Linked DNA regions of Homo sapiens: region 2 is linked to region 1. The links are chromatin contacts, found by Hi-C in ENCODE. All regions are on one chromosome and are shown on one strand. The core of a region is the stretch at or near the end of the contact, and the rest is flanking DNA. Distances in the headings are between cores, read along the strand shown.

Region 1 (2,700 bases), core at 160-2,659:
CCTTACTGACAATGCCGCCACCGCCACCACCACCACTATTATTAGAAGGTGCCATGAAACAGGGTTCTTTTTCTTCTTATTTTACTGATAGATCACCAGTGCCCACAATAATGCCAGGCACATAACAGGCAAATATTTGTTTTATTCATTCATCCAACAAATATTTATTGAGCATATATAATATGCTAGGCATTGCTCTATATGCTGGGGATATAACAAAACATGACAAAATTTGCTGTCACTGTTAAGTTTACTATGAGCAAATACATTAAATATGCTTAGCCTAGAGAAGAAAAGGTGAGAAGAGGAAGACAAACTAGCAGCTTTCAATGATGTATAGGGCAATTAAATGCAGGGGTGATTCCAAGAGCCTGAAGGAGGAACAGTGAGCTAAGATTACCGAGTAGCTGCTTTCAGCTCAACCTAAGAGTCAGAACTGGGGGAGGACCAAACAGGAGCAACCAGAAGTAGAAAGCTTTCTGTCACTGAAGAAATCTGGCCAGTGGGCAGAGGTGTCAGAGAAAAAAATCTAAGTAGTCAATGAAAAAGGGAGTCTGGGATCCAGAGGTCCCAAACTGACAGCCACAGATATGACTGGTTACAGTTGAACAGGGTTTTGTAAAAACTGAGTTGCCAATGTTTTTAAACGCCAGAATTACTTGCCAATTTTTAAAAAATGGCATCAGTCGCCAGTGTTTAAAAATCAGGAAACTGCACGCACGTGCACACACACACGGTTTGGCTTGTACTTCTCCAACATCATGTACGTTAGTACTGTACTTATAAAATTAGAAGTTTGACTCTATTTCTGACAAATGTTCTAACACCTATATTTACCTTACCGGATTGATTCTTATTGTGCATTAGTTTCTAACCCTGTAACCAAGGAATCGAGAATCTTCTTTCTCAGAAAGTAAACTTATTTAACCTCCTCACTTAAACAAATGGCGGATTATCATTCCCATTTTGCAGATGGAAAAGCAGCTTAGATGGGGAAGGAACGTGCCAGAGACAGCAAATCCAGACACAGCCAGGCTGGGAATCCAAATGTCCCATCTCCCGTGTTCCAACACTGAAGATTCTGAGCACTGCCTACCAAGAGGACAGGAGGGGCTGACTTAGGAAATCAGCACGAGCTTCCAAGTCAGAAGACCCCGGACTGAACCAGTCTGAGGGGACGCGGCTACAGACGAAGGGCGCCAGCCGGAATCAGTGAGTCCCTGGAGGAGGAAGGACCACCCAGAAACTGGCAGAGGAGGATCCTGAGACTTGCTGTGACCCTCGCCCTCCCTGGCGAGCTCGCCCCTTGACTCCAGGCCTCCAAAACCGGCCCAGCAAGACCCCACTACACCCTCGCCCGCCGCGGCTCACTTACCGCCGCTCAACTTCCGGCAACCACAGCTCTCTCTGAGGCGCGCGCCCCGATGACGCAACGCGGTCCTGCCCGCGCTTGCCACTGGGAAGCGGCGCGCGTGCGCAAAGGAGCAGAGGCATGCCGGGGAAATGCGCCCCTAGCACCGAGCTAAGTGGGAGGAACTTGAGTCGTGAGGAGGGCGGGGCATCAGGGGGCGGTGACGCCCCCGGGGGAAGCGATGGAGAGCGTCTCCCTTACCAGATGTCGGAATGTCTACATTCCCTTCAGGCTTTTAAGAAAGTGCCCACGTTCTCTCTTTTGATTTCAGAGGATGACAGGAATGATCACCATGGTCATTCTCCAGGAGAGGCGGCATCAAACGCAGCACAGGGGCCATCAGGGTGGCAGGTGTGGAGAGCCAGGAGATGAGAATTTTAGTAGGAAAAGGCCAGTGAACGTCGACAGTGACCAACCTGCCTTTTCTAAACCAGCCATCATTCTCACAGCTCCTCACTGTCAGTGAGATAAAGTTATTCCCTCTCAATACTTGGTTAGATACTCTGCGCGTGCAAAGCACTGGACAGGTGTTGAAGATACAGCAGTGATTATGACAAGTTTCTCTGTCTGGCCTGTAAGGCCTTTCACAAATTAACTCTGATATACCACTCTAGACTCATAACAACAAGAGCGATGACTGCTATTAATTAACTAGCCACCATGTTTTCAGGGTTTTACATCTCTAATCCTCACAAGAGTCCTGAAACATATCCCCAAGTTATATATGAAAGAACAGAATCTAAGAAAAGTTAGGTGGCTTGCTGAAAGTTAAAGGGCTTTTGGGCCAGGAACGTAATCTGAAGTTTGTTTGATTCTGGCAAATAAGAAAACAAATCCAGACTAATAAGGATACTTATTAGAAAGGATTACTGCAGGCCCGGCGCGGTGGCTCACGCCTGTAATCACAGCACTTTGGGAGGCCGAGGCGGGCGGATCACGAGGTCAGGAGATCGAGACCATCCCGGCTAAAACGGTGAAACCCCGTCTCTACTAAAAATACAAAAAAATTAGCCGGGCGTGGTGGCGGGCGCCTGTAGTCCCAGCTACTTGGGAGGCTGAGGCAGGAGAATGGCGTGAACCCGGGAGGCGGAGCTTGCAGTGAGCCGAGATCCCACCACTGCACTCCAGCCTGGGCGACAGAGCGAGACTCCGTCTCAAAAAAAAAAAAAAAGAAAGGATTACTGCAAGAAGTGAGAGAGGTGGGAGAGAAGGAACCGTGCAATAGCAGAGGGAGACTATTGCAATAGTGAGATCACTCTGACCAAAACATCCGCAGATGTTTCAATGGT
Region 2 (2,700 bases), core at 133-2,632, 3.7 Mb before region 1:
TCAACTCCAGCCTGGGCGACAGAGTGAGACCTTGGTCTCAAAAAATAAATAAATAAATAAATAAATCATATTCACATGTTTGAGGACCAGTGTCTTACTTTTTTGTATTCCCAGCCTAGCACATAGTGCCTGGAGTATTCGTAGCACTCAGGAAATACTTGATGAACTGAAAATGTATATAAGAGGCTGACGAAGGATTTGAATCTGGAAGTAAAGTGAGTTTCTGAGGCCCTCCTCCCAAGTCATGTATTCATCAGTAATTCATATGAAGGCTGTATTTTCCTCGACTTTCTTATTACATTGAAGATTTGTTCCTCACTACCGTTGCTATATTTCACAGCCTTTGGCTTGGAAACAAAGTGGGATAATGGACAATTACTAGTTCCAACCAACTCTCCAGCCACAAGCAGCCAGTTCTCGATCACATCAAATGCTCTTCCTCCAGGGCCGTTACACGGGATGTCCTGTCTGGAATGCCATTCCTCCCTTGGGTTCCTCTGTTCAAACATCACTTACTCAGAGAGGCCACCCTGACCATTCCATCTAAATTAACGCCTCAGGTCTTCTTCAGCAGGTCATTTGGCTTCTTTTCTTTCACAGAACTTATGACTCTCTGGAATTATTTGTCTATTCACCCCCCAGCCCCCAACTCTAGTGAGGGCAGGGGTCTTGTACAGCTGGTTCTCCAGATGTGTCCCCAGTGCCTAAAAAACTAAGTCAACATGTATTCAGCGAACGAATGAGAAGAGAATCACTCCCGAATTGTGCTCTCTCAAACCCCAAATACCCTTAACGCTTGCCTCTCCTGGTGGCTGTAATCCCATTTTTAACAATAACACCATTTTCAAGTGACTCTGAAGCTCGCAAAGTAGCGTTGCCTCCATTTTCTGAGTAGAGCCCCACAAACAATGCTCAGAAGGGAGGTCCGGCCTGGCAAGAATGCGCATGCCCCCCATTTACAGTCGATAAAATTGAGCCTCATTAGGGGATTCGCCAAGGCCGCTGCGAAATAACGAGCAGGAGCCCTGAAAAGTGTCCTGGTTCCGAAAACCTCTTCCCACGAGAGCGCATCGTGGACTCGAAATGCTTCATCACCTTTATTACTATTGTTCCTCAGTACTCATTCGAGACGCGTTCCAGGCGGAGGGAAGCAGCCCACCTGCTGACCCAAGACCAGGCGCCGGCCTCTCCACCCGGCCGCGCCCCTCGCGCCCCGCCCCCGGCCCCGCCCCCGCCGACCCGGCCCCACTCTTCGCCCCGGCCTCTACTCCCGCCCCGCCAGGGCTCCCGCGCCCCATAAGGACCACCCTCTTCCGCCTCAGCCAATCAGCAAAGCTTAGGGGGGCGGTGCCACAGGCCCCGGCCCTCCTATCTGGGCGCCAATTAGCCAGCCCATCCGTCGCTCACGAGGTCGCGCCTCGCACCCGCCTTCCTCCTTTTCTTTTACCCTCCCCTTCAGAAAAAACGGCGGTTGGGCTGCGACGGCCGCCAAAGGCGGACTAGAAGCGGAGGGGTGAAAATCCCGGCAGAGAAGGAAGAAGGGACTGCAGGCGGGAGGAGGAGGAGGATAAGGAGGAAGGGAGCCCGCCCAGCCGGAGCCATCTCCGTCGAGAACAAAATGGCGGCGCTGGCGGAGGGCCAACTATAAGGCGGGGCCGCGGCCATTCCCCCTCCACCCCCACCCTTGCGCCGGCCGGGCCGGTCAGGGGGAACCCGCTCGCTTCGCCCGGCCGCGGGCGGGGAGGGGAGGGGAGCGGCCCGGCCCACTATGCAAAGCGCCGGGCGCCGCCGCCGCCACCCCGTGGCAAAGGTAAAAGGGTCGGGTTCAGCCGCCGCCGCGGCGCCTCCATGTCCGCGCGCCAGGCCCGCCCCCTCCGCCGCCGGCCCGAGCCCGCCCGACCCTCTTTCAATTTTACCTCAGGATTTGGCGCCAAAGCGGCCTCGAAGCGGGTCCCGTGTCTGCGGCGGGCGGCCCCCGGCGCGGAGGGCAGGGCGCGGGGAGCCCGGGCTCCCGGTGTCGGCGGATGGCGGGAGCCCGGGGGCCGCGGGCTCGCGGGGCAGCGGGCGAGAGACGAGACGCCGAGGTGGGAGCGGGGTGGCGGGGACGGGCCCGGGGGCGCCGCCGGGGTCGCGGAGAAGGGGGGGTTTGTTATTGTTTTTGTCAGTGAAAGGTCAGAGTTCGTGACCCCGGTGCCGCCGCCGCCGCCGCCCGCGCGCTGGTAGGAGGAGGGCGAATGTTCTTCTTCCTCTTCCCAGCGCCAGCCTCGCCGCCGCGGCGGGGGGCGGGCGAGAACGCGATTGGCTGAGGCGCGCGCGCGCACCGGAACGCCGCAGCCGGCGCTCGGTCCATCCGGCCCGTGGGCTGTGGGGCCCCGGGCGGCGGCGGCTACGTAGCTGCCGCCGGCCTTGGCCGCGGCCGGGCGGGCGGATATGTGGCTTAAATGGCGCAGGCGTCGGGGCCTAGAGGCTGAAGGGCTGGTCGTCCTAAAAACTCGTGGACGTCGCGCACGGTTACCCGGACGCAGGCCCGCCCCTCTGGGGAACCGCGAGCTCCTCGCAGCTGGGTGGGGACCGTCCTCGCAGTGGCGGCCTCCACCCTGCCTTCTCGCTTAGCCAAGGCTTCTGGAAGGCTCGCAAAGTGTCTGTTGTTGGAAGAAGCCGGGCCCTGACTGGCGCGACGGATTCTCCCAGCCGCTCAGC

Evidence for each region. A loop is a pair of places that touch in the nucleus more often than their neighbours do. Pooled maps may share reads with other maps.
Region 2: a loop to region 1 is called in a map of CD8-positive, alpha-beta T cell, with 27 times the contacts of the local background. The contact joins the promoter of FGD5-AS1 here to the promoter of ATG7 in region 1. A Hi-C loop is called at or near these places in 3 of 168 maps with a recorded cell type or tissue (CD8-positive, alpha-beta T cell and breast epithelium) and 7 of 50 pooled maps.

The regions. Positions count from the first base shown.
Region 1 is chr3:11,271,106-11,273,805 of GRCh38, reverse strand. ATG7 (autophagy related 7) reads right to left here and starts at 1,409. Exons shown (of 21, transcript NM_001349232.2): 1 at 1,376-1,409. RefSeq lists enhancers at 624-1,213, 1,362-1,491, 1,214-1,805, 1,762-1,811.
Region 2 is chr3:14,947,123-14,949,822 of GRCh38, reverse strand. FGD5-AS1 (FGD5 antisense RNA 1) reads left to right here and starts at 1,382. Exons shown (of 2, transcript NR_046251.1): 1 at 1,382-1,810. NR2C2 (nuclear receptor subfamily 2 group C member 2) reads right to left here and starts at 2,240. Exons shown (of 14, transcript NM_001291694.2): 1 at 1,917-2,240. RefSeq lists enhancers at 336-1,023, 1,378-1,577, 1,024-1,711, 2,400-2,700 and silencers at 1,178-1,237, 1,628-2,047, 2,068-2,137, 2,188-2,617.